2 separate regions of the Homo sapiens genome follow, and region 1 is linked to region 2. A link is a loop called in an ENCODE intact Hi-C map of the cell type or tissue named here. Cell type or tissue: heart left ventricle. All regions are shown on one strand. Each heading gives the region's core, and the rest is flanking DNA. Links, peaks and the distances in the headings are about the cores only. Region 1 has its middle 160 kb from the start of TRIM33. Region 2 has its middle 23 kb from the start of BCAS2.

Region 1 (8,336 bases), core at 271-8,270, 200 kb after region 2:
GGAAGAAAAAAAGGTAACATGATTGAAAGGAAATTCCAGAGCCTTCCAGCCATTACACAGTGCAGGGAGTACCCCCCACCATTCTCGCTTATCTTCCATAGCAAAGGAATCAGGGCTCATACACAAAGTCATACATTCATATATGCAAACAGTGTGCTTCCAAATGAGTCCCCCGTGAAGGGGGCTGGGTGAGGTCCTGAATTCTTCTCCCCCATTCCAAATGGCTCCATGGGCCAGTGAGTCCAATCTAAGCAAACTCTCATGGTGCCACAAATACAAACAAATACAAACGCATAAAATGTCAAATGGTGGCACTATTAGCCAAGTAGGGCAGGACCCCAGTCACACCCCAAAAGTGGCAGAGGGTGATTGGTTGCACTTACTCATCCACTTCCAAATTTTGCTGGCTGTTCAGAAGTCACTTCCTGATTAAAGAATGCAACCCAACCTATCTACAGTCTTGGCAAAGCATTACTTTGAGTCTAAAGCCTTTACATCCCACTACCAATCTGTAGAAATGACAGAACACAGAGAAACATATTGAAATGCACCATAATTATGCAGTCAACAAATTTCAGAACTCAGGTTGTGCAAAACTCTACAGGTAAAATGCCCTGTATTCTTCATAATCAGCAGAAAAATTGCAAGGCAATAAAAGGGATGGAGGAGGGAAACCTGTGCATTAAAAGAGGCTTAAAAGACATGCTGTTAGGCTGGGCGTGGTGGCTCACACCTGTAATCCCAGCACTTTGGGAGGCTGAAGTGGGCGGATCACTTGAGGTCAGGAGTTCGAGACCAGCCTGGCCTACATGGTGAGACCCCCGTCTCTACTAAAAATACAAAAATTAGCCGGGCCTGGTATTGTGTGCCTGTAATCCCAGCTACTTGGGAGGCTGAGGCAGAAGAATTGCTTGAACCTGGGAGACAGAGGTTGCAGTGAGCTGAGATCGCACCACTGCACTCCAGCCTGGATGACAGAGGGAGACTTCGTCTCAAAAAAAAAAAAAAAAAAAAAAAGGCATGCCTTAAAAAAATACTGAATAGAATGCATTCAGGTTATAAATTCTGTTCAGAATACCTGAATAGAATGCATTCAGGTTATAAAATCTTAAAGAAACACAAAGAACCGATTAAGTCACAATGGTGGTTACTTTTGGAGGAAGGGAGTGGGCTGTGATAGGAACATGTCAGAAGGTGGGACTTCTGGGGTGGCCAGCAGAGTTTTATTTCTTGGTCCAATTAATAGTTATGTGGGTGTCAACCCAATCAAAATTCACACAACTACATTTGTATGATTTTTCTGTATCTGCACTTTATTTTACAATTAAAAGTTTAAAATGAATTTTTGTTTTTATTTTTATTTTGAGACAGAGTCTTACTCTGTCATCCAGACTGGAGTGCAGTGGCATGATCTCAGCTCACTGCAACCTCCACCTCCCAGGTTCAAGTGATCCTCAAACCTCAGCCTCCCCAGTAGCTGAGATTACAGGTGCACACCACCATGCCCAGCTAATTTTTACATATTTTGATAGAGATGGATTTTTGCCATGTTGGCCATGGTGGTCTTGAACTCCTGACCCAGGTGATCTGCCCACTTCAGTCTCCCAAAGTGCTGGGATTGCAGGCGTGAGCCACGTGCCTGGCCTAAAATGAATTTTTTTTTTTTTTTGAGATGGAGTCTCGCTCTGTCGCCCAGGCTGGAGTGCAGTGGCACGATCTCAGCTCACTGCAATCTCCGCCTCCCAGATTCACACCATTTTCCTGCCTCAGCCTCCCAAGTAGCTGTGACTACAGGTGCACACCACCACGCCTGGCTAATTTTTTGTATTTTTAGTAGAGACGGGGTTTCACCATGTTAGCCAGGATGGTCTCGATCTCCTGACCTCGTGATCTACCTGCCTCGGCCTCCCAAAGTGCTGGGATTACAGGCATGAGCCACCGCACCTGGCCCTAAAATGAATTTTTTAAAAAAGATTTTTCTCTTCTTTTCTTTCTTTCTTTCTTTCTCTCTTTTTTTTTTTTTTTAATTTGTTGAGACGGTCTCACTCTGTCACCCAGGCTGGAGTGCAGTGGCACGATCTAGGCTCACTGCAACCTCTGCCTCCCGGGTTCAAGTGATTCTCCTGCCTCAGCCTCCCAAGTAGCTGGGAGTACACGCAGCTACCACGCCCAGCTAATATTTGTATTTTTAGTAGAGACAGGGTTTCACCATGTTGGCCAGGCTGGTCTCAAACTCCTGGCCTCAAGTGATCCACCCGTCTCAGCCTCCTAAGTGCTGCGATTACAGGCGTGAGCCACTGCACCGGGCCTAAAACAAGATTTTATGGACAACTTTATGCCAGTAAATTGGAAAATTTAGACGAAATCAACAAATTTCTAGAAAAATTAAAACTGATGCAAATTTTTATAACGTTTGAGAAATGCATCTATAGTTAACCTTTCATTAAAGAAAACTCCACAGATAAATGGCTTTCTAAACTAATTCTAGGCCAGACATGGTGGCTTACGCCTGCAATCCCAGCACTTTGGGAGGCCGAGGTGGGCAGATCACCTGAGATCGGGGGTTTGAGACTGGCCTGGCCAACATGGTGAAACCCCATCTCTACTAAAAATGCAAAAATTAGCCAGGCGTGGTGGCAGGCACCTATCATCCTAGCTACTCAGGAGGCTGAGACAGGAGAATCGCTTGAACCTGGGAGGCAGAGTTTGCAGTGAGCAGAGATCGCGCCCTTGCACTCCCACCTGGGTGACAGAGTCTCAAAAACTCTGTCTCAAAAACAAACAAACAAAAAACCAAAAAAACTAATTCTACGTATATGAGGAGGAAATAATACTTATTTTGCCCAATCCCTTCCAAAGGAAGTGAAAGAGGGAGTACTTACCAAATCATTTTCTATTCCCCCTTTTTCAAGGCAAGAAAACCCAACTGATGAAGTGTCTTAAACCTTTCATGCTTTGCTGGTTCCATAGACTCATGGACTTTTCATACACAATCTCTCCATTCATCAGACCTCATCCTTTATTGCCTCATCACATTCTGTTCCCATTCTTCCACTTCCATATTCATAACCTTTTTGCCATGTTTCTTTTCTCTCAAATCAAACCAGACCAGATGTTTCAGTCAGCGCATAACTATTCGCATCCAAATTTGTACAAGAGGTCAGCTAACTGCTGAGTCTCAGTCCTACAGGACACCTACCCAATTTTAGTGGGGATGTACATAGTGGAGGTCAGAGGCTACCCATCATGACTGAAAGGCTGATTCCTTTTCAATTCACCAACAAACTGCATTTATTTATTTATTTTTTTATATTGAGACAAGTTCTCACTCTGTTGCCCAGGCTGGAGTGCAGTGGCGTGATCATGGCTCACTGCAGCCTCAACCTCATGGGCTCAATGCATCCTCCCACCTCAGACTCCCTAGTAGCTGGGACCACAAGCATACATCACCACTCCTGGGTAATTTTTTAGTTTTTTGTAGAGATGGGGTGTCACTATGTTGCCTAGGCTAGTATCAAACTCCTGGGCTTAAGTGATTATCCAACTTGACCTCCCAAAGTGCTGGGATTACAGATGTAAGCCACCACATCTTGGCAGCTTCCATTCTCCTGGGCATCAGGACTCTATCACTCTAGCTATCTCTAATCTCTTCAGCTGTCTACTAAACTCCTCTTCAACTGGCCCACATTAGGAGGATTTAATGAAAGTCTTAAACCATACATTTTGTGGATTCATCAATGCTGAATTGTAGTAGCTGGCAGGAGAATTTATAATTGTGATAAGCGAACTGCTATCACTGCTTCTCCTGGAATTATAAAGGGAGACTGAGCTTGGGGCAACCTGAGTGATTTCAGAGACATGCAATATCTCATAGGTGGTGAGGAGGGAAAATGCTCGGTTTGTCTATGACAGACGCTTTCCTGGGTTTGAGACAGCAATAGTAGCCAGTCCCTATCCTGAAGTCTGGGTAGTGGGAGGATGCCTACTGTTGCTTGGATATTGAATGTTTCTGTTCCACTGAAGTGGCTGCTGAAGTATAGAGTGGTACCTCCTCTTCATCCTCTTCCAAATCTGAGAGTTGAAAGACAGCATCCCCAGGTGATTGGGTAAAACCTTTAGAGACAATACCAGGTTGCGGGGTCAAGAACAGTTCTCAAGTTCGGTTAAACAAGCCATTGCCAATGGTGCAGTTTGTGATCCTTTGAGGGGCTTGACTTGGAATTTTTCTGGCACAAAACCTGGAAGGGATCGGCACTACTGAGGCCTGTGATCCCTACCTGGTCGGTGCAGAGAAAGGCAAAGCTGTCTGTGGCCAGGCCCTTCTTTCTGGCCATTCAGAATCTCCATCTTCTGTTCCCATTCTTCAGCAAGACTAAGGCAGCAGCAGGACTAACTCTAAGACAATATAGACCATGTTTTAAAGATATTTAGCTACAGTGAGAAAGAGACAGAGAAGAAGTAAGCATGAAAGGGGATAGTTTGTTTATTAATGAGATAGTGGATCAAGTTCAAAGATGGTATGAGGGACCAACAGAGGAGAAGTTCGAGACTGAAGAGAGCTGGGATAATCAATTGAGTAAGTGTCCCAGGGTGGGATCAGCAAGGAGATGTGTGGGAGATGGGATCCAGAGCACGATGGTAGGATTTGCTTCTTACTTCCCCCACCCCCTAACCACGTTCTATTTTGGATGAAGAAAGCTTCCCTTAAGCAAACCAGACTAAAGGGAAACCAAGGATGGCCTTGCATGTCTTAATATTTCTTTATGTTTCAGACTGGCTTTTGCACTTTCCTGCAAGCTGACTCACACAGTCAGAAGGCCCTACCTCCTCCATGTGAAAACGGAGAGTTAATTTGCATGCTGCTGCCTTTGCCAAGCCTTCCTGTCTTACGTCCCCTCCCAGTTCCAGTGGCCCTCCCTCCTCCCCCACAGCTGGCCCACTGCCCACCTGTACTGTGGTACTGTCTGCCTGGAGTCTGAGGTCTTGCCTGCTCTACTTCCTGACTGAGCTTCCCCTGCACGGCAGAGAGGTCCTTCTCACCTAGCATCCTACTGAGGGCCTGCCACGGAGTAGGTATTTAATGAATGCTTCCCAATTCAGATGAAAAGAAATCTCATTCCATTAAGTTATTGATTTCGAATTGAAATTTTATCATTAATTGTGGGAGGCAACCCTGACTTCTTAGGCCCAATCCTCTCCTGTAGGTCTCCTAGAGAAAGACATGATTGGGAAGCAGAAAGGGTTTGATAGCTCAGCCTTCCCCATCTCCCCTTGGCTGCTCAGCGGAGCTGCCTCTTGAGAAATGCTGAGCTGCCTGCCAGCCCGTGCAGCCTGTCAGCTCCCATCTGCCAGCCCCATCTGCTCTTCCCCAGCCACACTGCTGTTCGCTGCTGCTGCTGGGCCCTCTCCTATCATCTCTGGCTCGGCCTCTACTTGCTGCCTCTCAGCTTCTCCCCAGGGAGCTGGTTGCCCTGACTTCCTTTGCACCTATTCTCCTCCTCCTGCCAGTTTCGGCTCAATTACCCTCCCCACACCGACTCATTCCTCCTGCAAGGGGTCTGAGGCTCCACTATCGAGCAGTCAAAAGGAAAAAAACATGGAGCCTTGCCTTTCCACCACACACACCACCTCCAACTCAGGCAGGCAGTCTCCCTGCTGAGGTTGAGGAGGGCAAGGCCTGAGGGTCTTACAGCAAGACAGGTCTCCTTAGGTGGGCAGCAAGCTCCTAGGCTGGGAACGGACAGAATCTTACTGCTCAATGGAATCTCAGATATCAAGTCTAGAGGCAGATGGGGAACAGCAACCCTGGAGGAGAGGCATATTGACCGGGGTGACACTGTTGGCTCCCTACAGAGCAGAGACTGGAACACAGGTTTCCTGACTTCATCCAGCCAATATTTACTGAGCATCATCTGTGTGCCAGGCAATTGATTAGATCCACACCTACCTCAAGAAGCTCATGGTCTCGTTTGCACTCCCAGCACAGGGCTCTTCCCAGTCACAGCTGCTGATATAGGATAAGTTTTAAGGCATTGCTATAAGCAAAAATGATTGCCATCTTCCTAACTTCATGCATGGCAAGGGCTTAAATGTCCTCACATCTTTATCCAACAAATTGGTCTCACTTTTCCCAGCCCCAGGTTTACAACAGCAGGGTTCACACAACCATCCTTTTTGCTTGTGGGGTGAGATTGTCCTAGGGGTGCTGGAGAATAACCTGGGTTTTACGCAGTGGTGATCAGGAGACCCCAGAGGCTTTGTCTCTGCAGCCTGCCTGCCTCCGACATGTTAACAGCAATCAGTATGATTTTGACCAATTTTTCTGACTTCACAGTTCCCGGGAAGCCCTTTTCTACATCAGACAGTTCCCTGTGAGCAACACCAGCTTTCCCAATGCCCTAAAACTATGTCCCCCACTTCTGTGACTTGATGTGTGGGAGACCACCATTAGTGTCTTTCCACAAGGTCATGTATTGTCATATTGATTCATTGAATCCAAAGACCTCTAGAAAAGTAACAATAGCCAACATTTATGAAATGCTCATTTTGTTCTAGGCCCTGTTTTAAGCACTTTTGGTGTAACAATTGTTTTAGTCTTCCTTGATGATTATGAAGTGTGCTACCATTATTAGTCTCATTTTAGAAATGAAGAAACTGAGGTTTAGAGGAGTTAAATAATTGCTCAAGATCCCAGTTGCTGGGAAGTGGTAGACCTCAGATTTAAACGCAGCTAACCTGACTTCAAGTCTATGCACTTCACTGCTATACCTCCCTGCGTTTGGTGCATGAAGTCACTATGACCTTGGTACCAATTCATTCCTCTGGGGCATTCCTCCATGGCAACTATAGAACAAGCTTTCGGGTGGGATGTCTACAATAATTGTGTAGGTGGGGAGGTGGTGATCCATCTTGTCCATCAGTTCCCATTGCCTCTGGGCCTGGCCTGACATGAGTTGGGACAGCGTCCACCACATCAGGAATGTGGCACTTGCCAGGGCCCAGGAGCCAGTGGCTGAGGTGTGGGGTGGGTGGATGCCTGGGAGCTCGGAGATGCTGGAGCACGTAGGCTCAAGCTTGCAGTGCTGGCCTGTCTTCTACTGCTTTGCTCTGGACATGTAAGAAAACTGCGTCCCCAGCCTGGCCAGTCAACAAGCCAAGAGAGTGGCATAGGTGGGTGGCAGTGGATGGAGGGTGCTGAGCACAAAGGCCAGCACAACCTCAGTACCCTCCACTCTCACATGGTCCGACTCCTTTTAGCCCCAAGGAAGGGAGAAGAGAACATGCTGTTTGGAGGAGGCCGGGAAGAGCCCTGGAGGCACCGACTGGCCTCAGGATACTCCCATGCTCCTGGGGCCCTGGAGCAGTGCCTCCTCTACCTACCAAAGTTCTTTGGAGCAAGGCAGGGGATGGGCAGGCATCTGAAATTGAGCACCAAATGACAGGGGTGGGCAAGGGGGCTGGGCGGTGAAGGGCGCTGCAGGGAGGACTCTGGTGGAGCAAGGGCCACTGACAATGTCTCCTCACCATCAGCACGGAGATCCCTGCCCAGGATCTGCAGCCCTGTCCCCATTGGTCTGCACTCAGGGGAGGCTCAGATGTTAACATCTCTGGTTCTTTTAGAGACTAGGACAGGACAAAAGAGGAAAGGACGCATTTGCCTGTGGATGGAAGAGGCTAGCCAACAAGAAGGGCACTGTCTCTAAGTGGTGGGTTAGGAGAGGGTTGACAGCTCCTGCACGTGGCCACCAAGTCAAGTCTCTTTCCCAGCCTCCCTTACCTGAGCAAGTCCTGCGAATGACAAATGAGCTGAAATCATACACCTTAGTTCCCAGAATGTTATATTCTTGCACTTAAGAGGACTGAGTGTGTGTTCCCATGTCTTTCCTGGCCTGCTGGCTAGGCATTGGCAAGGACTGTACTAGCCATTTGCAGCTGCAAACGGAAGCCATGCCTGAGGATGGCAGAGCCACACACCAGCCCTGGACCACTTGCCTACCTCCGGACTGTCACCTGGAGAGAAACTTCTTTCTTGTTTAAGCAGTTTATCCTTTGCCGGAGGACACGTGCTTCCACGTGGAAAGGCAGAGTGGAGCAAGGAGTGGTGGGTGGGCATTGCAGGATGCTTCCATCCTGACCAAGTAGACTGAATGAGGGACTTTACCCAGCTCTGGAGCTGGAGCTCCCATTTTCATGTGGAATTCATTCAGCAGGACACCGGCTATGTCCGCAGCCCCTTCAGGAGAGTGGCCTGAAGGACAGCCTTCTTCCTAGTATCACTGATGAGACCTGGGCTGGGGGAAAGCGGAACCCGAGGACACCCTGTGCCTGAGCTGGGA
Region 2 (8,336 bases), core at 151-8,150:
GTCTAACATTTAAGTCTTTAATCCATCTTGAATTAATTTTTGTATAAGGTGTAAGGAAGGGATCCAGTTTCAGCTTTCTACATATGGCTAGCCAGTTTTCCCAGCACCATTTGTTAAATAGGGAATCCTTTCCCCATTTCTTTTTTTTTGTCAGGTTTGTCAAAGATCAGATGGTTGTAGATGTGTGGTATTATTTTTGAGGGCTCTGTTCTGTTCCATTGGTCTATATCTCTGTTTTGGTACCAGTACCATACTGTTTTGGTTACTGTAGACTTTGGGGGCAGGGCATAGCCAAACAAAAGGCAGCAGAAACCTCTGCAGACTTAAATGTCCCTGTCTGACAGCTTTGAAGAGAGTAGTGGTTCTCCCAGCACGGAGTTTGAGATCTGAGAACGGACAGACTGCCTCCTCAAGTGGGTCCCTGACCCCTGAGTAGCCTAACTGGGAGGCACCCCCCAGTAGGGGCAGACTGACACCTCACACGGCCAGGTACCCCTCTGAGACGAAACTTCCAGAGGAATGATCAGGCAGCACCATTTGCTGTTCTGCGGCCACTGCTGCTGATACCCAGGCAAACAGGGTCTGGAGTGGACCTCCAAGGGTCTTTTTAAGAGGGAGGTAGAAGGTGGAAGGTTAGAGAGGAGAAAGGTTGCTAACCTGCAGGCCTTAAAGATGAAGGAAGGGGACCATGAGCTGAGGAATGCAGGTGGTGTCTAGAAACTAGAAAAGGCAAGGAAACAAATCTCCCATCAGAGTGTTGGCCAGGAGAAACTGCTTTGCGGACCCACTTTGTTCTGACTTTCAGAATTGTAAGATGATAAATATGTTTTGCTTGAAACCACCCACTTTATAGCAATTTGCTACGGCACTGATAGGAAACTAATACAATAGTTGGTAAAGAGTGATGATAAATGTTGAGGAAACTAATACAATAGTTGATAAAGAATAATGATAAATGTTTGATTTAACATGGTGAAAAATCTACATATGTTTATTATAGGCAAATCAGAAAATGCAGATAAAAAGAAAATGAAAATTATTCATAAGACTGCCACTCAAGGTACTATGTTTATTTAGTGCCAGAAGAACACAGAAACCACATTTCATTTAATTTCAATACAAATTTGTTGGATACCATAGAATCAAAAATAAGTTGGACTAATGGGACACTCTGTAAACCTGTTCATGAACAGAAGTTTCTATTTCTGTTTCACCCTGCTTTCTACCCTGAGAACTAAGATTTATTATATTAGACCCACTTCACTTCCTCTATCCTTAGAAGTCTATTTCTGGATATTAGAAGTCTGTTTGCAAGTGACAGAAAGCTAACTAAAACTACCTTAAGCAGTAAAGGGGGATTTATTGGTTCATTTAATTTGTAAGCACAGAGGTGGAACTAGCTGCATCGTCAACTAAATCCAGGGATTCCAGTTGGGCATGGTGGCTCATGCCTGTAATCCTAGCACTTTGGGGAGGTTCAGGCAGGAGTTTCAGGCTGCAGTGAGCTATGATCACACAGCTGACTCCAACCTGGGTGACAAAGTGAGACCCTGTCTCAAAAAAAATTTTTTTTCAATAAATAAAATATAAAAAATAATTCCAGAGATCCCGTGTCGTCCTGTTTTTCATCTCTCTGTTTCTCTTTCTGGCCATATTGTCTCCTACAAATAGGCTTCCTCTATACAACAGAGGCCAAAGCCACAGGCAGCTCCAGACTTACATCATCTCAGTTTAGCAGCCTTAGAAGGAAGCAAATATATCAGTATATATTATTTCAGAGGATTTTGATTGATGTGCTCTAAATTTCACGTTCAGTCCTTAGAGTCAGAAGTATAGCTAGGACTTGGGGGCACTGTGATTGGCCAGATATCGATCATATACCTGTAGAATTGAGGGTAGAGTACTATGCTTGGCAGTTGATTGGATTGGAGTAATAGCTCCCCAAAGTAAGATAGGATGGCGCTTCTATCAGGAGAGGAAGTAGTTGGGCAGATAATGACAACATGTCTATTACACCCTGGATCTTACCTGAGTTAAGAGGCAACCCCTTGGCCAGGAGCAGTGGCTCGCGCCTGTAATCCTAGCACTTTGGGAGGTGGAGGGGAAAAGATCACTTGAGGCCAGCAGTTCAAGACCAACTTGGCCAACATAGTAAGACCTCGTCTCTATAAAATAGAGAGAGAGAGGTAACCCCTTTCACTTAGCTGGCCCAGTATGATAAACAGTTCACCCAACTACTCCCTAGGATTTTTTTCTTTCTAAAGAAAAATATAATAGGTTATATTTATTATGGCATAATTTTAGTAGTGGAGAACTGGGATGGTCTGTCTGTTTCATAGTTTGTGCTGGGAAATAGCCATAAAAGTCAATAAGCTGGCTATTGTGGTTTGTTGAGAGATGTGGGCCAAGTAATTTGTTATTCACTGTAACTTAAGATCTGCAGTTTTTAGCTGGGCACGGTGGCTCACACCTATAATCCCAGCACTTTGGGAGGCTCAGGTGAGAGGATCGCTGAAACCCAGGAGTTTGAGACCAGCTTGTGACCTACATAGTAAGACCCCTATCTTAAAAAAAAAAAAATTAAATGAATAAATAAATAAATAACCTGCAGTTTCGTTTTTGTGTTTTGAGACAAGGTCTCTCTCTGTCACTCAGACTGGAGTGCAATGGTGCAATCCTGGCTCACTGCAACCTCTGCCTCCCAGGTTCAAGTAATTCTCCTGCCTCAGCCTCCCGAGTAGCTGGGGTTACAGGCACATGCCACCACGGCTGGCTAATTTTTGTGTTTTTAGTAGAGATAGGGTTTTGCCATGTTGGCCAGGGTGGTCTGAAATTCCTGTCCTCAAGTATTCCACCCGCCTTGGCCTCCCAAAGTGCTGGGATTACAGGTGTGAACCACACCCAGCCAAAACCTGCAGTTTTTAATAACTTTCTTTCTAAATATATCATACAGATTCAAGATGATCCCTATGCATATCTCACTTGGTTGTATTTTTACATGTCTTTGAGAAGGAAAGGGGTAAACCCAGAACTTGTTGTCTCAGTGACTTACTGTAGCAGGGACTACATACTTGCCCCTCTAATATATGTTATCCTCTCCTATAATAATAGAAGTTTTAGCTGGGCATATGGATGCTCAACTAAAAACTTAACTGCTAGCTTCCCATCCAACCATGTACATATGCTGTGTGACTAGGTTGTGTCCAATGAGATAGGAACTGAAGTGATGTGTGCAACTTTCAAGTTCTGCTTTTAGTTACCACATTTTACCAACCAGAAATCTTTTTTTTTTTCTTGAGACGGGGTCTCACTCTGTTGCACAGTCTAGAGTGTGGTGGCACAATCTCAGCTCACTGCAGCCTCAATCTCCCGGGCTCAAGTGATTCTCCCTCCTCAGCCACCCGAGTAGCTGGGATTACAAGCAGACGCCACCATGCCCAGCTAATATTTCTGGTTTTTGTAGAGATGGGGTTTCATCATGTTGCCCAGGCTGGTCTCAAACACCTGGGCACGAGTGACCCACCCACCTTGGTCTCCCAAAGTGCTGGGATTCCAAGTGTGAGCCACCACACTCAGCCAACAGTTTCTCTAACATATTTTTTTTTCTCTAGATCTTAAAAACATTTGGTCAAGGAATTTAGATATGGACTTTAAGGGTACATAATTCAGGATAATAAAAAGCTCAGCTTCATCTTAGCTCAGTGTTCCCTTCTTCCTCCACACTTTACAACTAAATGCATTCAAAGGAATACGCTATTGATGTGTGTACAACAAAGTGGTCTTAAATTGAATTCTGTCAATGGCCATATATATTAGACTTTTGCTTATAATTACAATTAAATTTTACCACTCACTAAAACTAGCCCTAAGAACATCTTCTTAGTCACACTTAAATGTTATTTGGCTTATTTTCTATTTTGGGCTTTTCACTAAGTTTCAAGATCTTCTTTTCAGTCTGCTATCTATTATGCTCTCCTACTTTTAAAAGAGGGCCTGCTTATTTCCTGTAGTATTCTTGTTTGACCATAGAGGGCACAAGGTCATTAAAAAGTGAAATAAATTACCCATGCAGCAGCAATTTATACCTGCCTGCTTTCCATTACATGACTTGAGAAAATTGAGATAATTAAATTTACTCTGATGTTTCATATATTGAAGGATCCTTGCATTTTTTTCAGAGTTTAAATTTAATCCCACATAGACTTCACTTTTATTGTTAAAATTATGAAGTGCGTCCAACTCACCAGAAGTCTAAAATAATTAGTCCTGCTAAATTGTTAAATTCACACTTTGGAGATTTGTAAAGAAACAGAGCTCTACTTTATATAGAGTAGCAATTACCTTGCCACCTTAAATCTCAATTTCTAACAAAAAATAAACAATAGTGGATACTTATGAGTTCTAGTTATTACAATTCTTTTGGATTACTTTGTTCCATTTTTTTAAATGCAGTGCTAGTATACCAATAACACAGGAAAAACAGATTAGAAAATTAGAAACTACAGTAGCATAAAACAATGAAAATTGTAGCATAATAAATTTTTATCATGAGTAATTATACAAATTCCCAGTTTCCTTCCAAACTCACTGAGTTTAGTCAATTATAAAAAGGGACTTTATAAAGAAATCAACTATCTTTAATACATCAGAGCCTTTTGTGACATAATAGAGTATAACACAATGAGCACATCTTTTTATGTTAATACCAACTAATCAATTGTAATTGGTATAATTACTACTTTGCTATTTTCTCCTAGTATTCATTATTGCTGAATACATAATTACAGCACAGGATATAATTTATTCTTTGGCAATCTGTCAATTACAGACCCAGCATTTTCAATATATTTCCCTTTACAGAATTTGTTGTATTATAAAGAATGCCATATAAACCCATCTATTTCCATATTAAAAATTTGATAATTTCAGTGAGCACTGAATGTTATTTGTCTCTAAAACTGTATCTCTTAATCGTGTTGAGGAAAGTACATTTTACTTTATTTTTTATTATGGTTTTATTTTTGCCCTTTGCAAACAGAGGAAAGGACATTTTTAAAAACCGATGTCATAAGGACAAAAAAGTGATGTAGGAGCCAGGCAGGGTGGCTCATGCCTATAATCCCAGCTACTAGGGAGACTGAGGTGGGAGGATTGCTTGAGCCCAGGAGTTCAAGGCTACAGTGAGCCATGATCATGCCACTGTACTCCAGCCTGTGCAACAGAGCAAGATCCTGTCTTTAAAAAAAAATTAATTAATTAAAAATTTTAAAAGGACATAGACCATTGGAAATATAGACGGACAATTTCTCGTTTTTCACCCTTCATCTTTCCCTCTTAAGAGCTACCAGACGGGCACAGTGGCTCATGCCTGTAATCCCAGCACTTTGGGAGGCCAAGGCAGGTGGATCACGATGTCTGAAGTTCAAGACCAGCCTGGCCAACACGGTGAAACCCCATCTCTACTAAAAATACAAAAATTAGCTGGGCATGGTGGCCAGCACCTGTAATCCCAGTTACTCAGGAGGCTGAGGCAGGAGAATCGTTTGAACCTGGGAGGCGGAGGTTGCAGTGAGCCGAGATCACGCCATTGCACTCCAACCTGGGCAACAAGATCAAAACTCCATCCCCCCCGCCCCCCAAAAAAGCTGCAAGACCAATTGTCTCAGCAAGATGTTTTGCAGGGGTACTTTGATGTTCTGAACACTCTGAGGTAACCATTCTAACAATGCTGATCACTTTATTACCACCAACTTTACAATTTTTTTTGCCCATTTTTATTCCAAGTTTTAAATTTCTGAACTTTGTTCTAAAGCTTTTAAACTAAAGGAGAGTAATGTGCTTAGCTGAGAGCTGCCTGATAGTGTCATAGTTGGTGATTTTTTTTTTAAGTAGTGCTAAGTGCCAAGTATATAGATTAAGATATTTTGGATAAACGCAAAAAAAAAAAATCAAATGGTGTCACAGTTTCTTTGTGATCCAAAACAACACTCTGTAAAATTTCCAGTTGTGGACTACCTCCGTGGAGTACCTGGTGTCTCCAAGAGTATTACTATACAAGACACTGAGCAATGCACTCCATCAACCTATGGTATATCCTGCTAAGACATAGTTACCACCAATTCATTATTTCCTTTTGATTGATATTCCTTACATATGCTTAGCTATTTGTATCTACTACTGTCTCCACAAAAACTGAACTGAATGTATAGTGCCAAAATGGGTGTGCGATTTTAGAGAGTGCAGGTTTTATAAAAGGTAGATCTTGGTGTTCTAAACTACAAATGTCAAAATTGTTAAAGAACATTCCTCACGCCAAAATCTGGGCTCATAAAATGTTTCTACAGTTTAATTGTTAAGTAGCATAGATGAAAAGTTGAGTACCACAGATGAAAAAGTTGAGTAGCATAGATGAAAAGTTGAGTGAAAAGTTGAGTGAACGTAATTATCATGTATGTTTCAGTTTGATTCCCCAGAAAACAGATGGAAATTAGAATGTAGGAAGTTTATTAGGAAGTATTCTTGGGATCAACACCTGTTGAGAGCAAAGGAAGCAGGATTGAGCAGGAGATGAACTGTGCTACACTTGCAACAAAGGCCTCAGCCAGGAGGCTCTGAAGCTAGGGGGAGGACACTTCAAGGTTTTTCTGAACTGGGGTGGGGAGGCTGGGCCTTTGTAAAGCTCATCAACCAGTCATTAATGTGCACTGCTCCTGGTAAGGTGGTGGGACATTAGGCAAAGTGGTTCTGTTCAGCTGAGCGCAAGTCCTGGAGAAGGACTTAGTTGAGAGTTGCCAGCCGTCTACTCTCCCAGAAGGTGGGGGCATGCATGCATGCATCAGACCTGGAGCGAGGTGATCTGGGCAGCACACCACAGCAGCCACTGTAGTGTGAAATTGGCGATGGGAAAACGTATCATAGCGATAGACATTTTGTGCAATAAAAATAGCTATCAATATATCCCGTACAATAAACATCACAAACCTGCCCAACAACCTACAGTAGCTCGCCACTGCTTCCATGTCTATTCTAAGTCCCAACTAAGTTATATAAGTTGATTAGTAAGGTAGGCCTTGTGCTACCTATCTAAAACCTTACTTCCCATGAATTCCCAGCCGAGGTCTTCAAGTTATCAGGTAGGTGAACTCATACCTTTATTTCTGCCCACATTATTCTTCTCTATCTGAATCCAGCCCAAGTCCACTCTCTTCCTCCACGAAGCTTCTATACACATATTATTACACCTTCCTTCTCTGGATTGCAGCCCACAGGCTATGCCACAAAATTCAACCCTTAATTATAAATGATCTCCATCTCCAGTGGGTTTTGTTTGTCCAGTTTTTTTGTTTTGTTTTGTTTCAGTAGCTGTGCAGAGACTAAGCTCCCCAGTAAACCGAAAATTCTTCTAACCAGGCATGGTTGTGCGTGTGTGTAACCCCAGCTACTTGGGAGGCTGAAGTGGGAGGATCGCTTGAGCTCAGGAGTTCAAGGCTGCAGTGAGCTAGGATTGCGCTACTGCACTCCAGCCTAGGTGACAGAGCAAGACTCCATCTCTAAAAACAAACAAAAAACTAAATTAAGAAAGCTCTTCTAGAGTAGGGGTTGTGCCTTTCTTTCCATAGCATCTATCATGTTAATGGGCACATGGTAGACACTGAATAGATTCAAAGGTTTAGAGACAAAAGTGATTTCAGAGATCACTTAGTCCAACCTGATTTTACAGGTGAGTTAACAGAGACTCAGATTAAGTTGTAATCCTACTTTGAACTCCCACATTACTTTGTTTGTACCTCTTTTATGGTATTTATTGCTTTCTGTTTAGTATTTTAATTATCTTCCTACCTGTTTTACCCATCTTTCTCTGTATTTTCATGGGCTATTTCTCTTCTTCTGCCCATTGCTTGAATGCTGGTGTTCCCTAAGGCTCTGTTTTGGATCAGCTAACCTGAGCAATCCATTCCCATAGACTTTAATTACCACCAGTGAAGTGGATGACTCACTAATCTGTATCTTTAGCCATATCTCTCTCCCCAGCAGTATTGCGACTGACAGCTCCACCTGGATGCTCTGCAAGATTCTCGAACTTGACTTGTTGTCCTTGACTCCTCCCTAATCCTTATATCCAACTGGGCACCAAATCCTATTCATTTACTTTGGAAATGGCACACTAATCCTGATCTGTGTATTCACTGCCACCTGTCATGAATTCAGGTCCTCCTCATCTCTGAATCATAGGAATAGTCTCTTCCTTGTTCTCCTTATAAACTTTCTTGTTCTACTAGTTAACCCTCAAAGCTGGTACCAAAGTAATCTTCCCCCAAAATTAATCTAATAAAGCC

The links. Peaks named below come from ENCODE experiments on the same cell type or tissue, not always from the same donor. Only the 100,000 strongest peaks of a DNase experiment are listed, where the experiment ranks them.
Region 1: a loop joins it to region 2, with 3.0 times the contacts of the local background. A loop is called at or near these places in 51 of 110 quality-filtered maps.

Annotation. Positions count from the first base shown.
Region 1 is chr1:114,350,021-114,358,356 of GRCh38, reverse strand. It overlaps the pseudogene LOC100421116. Among named protein-coding and RNA genes, the nearest start is that of TRIM33, 160 kb to the left of the region's middle. RefSeq lists enhancers at 4,856-5,356, 5,357-5,857 and a silencer at 5,196-5,490. In heart left ventricle, for the core only: no CTCF peak of the experiment used is centred there; a DNase peak (open chromatin) is centred at 4,936.
Region 2 is chr1:114,554,447-114,562,782 of GRCh38, reverse strand. No RefSeq gene overlaps it. Among named protein-coding and RNA genes, the nearest start is that of BCAS2, 23 kb to the left of the region's middle. In heart left ventricle, for the core only: a CTCF peak has its summit at 4,017; no DNase peak of the experiment used is centred there.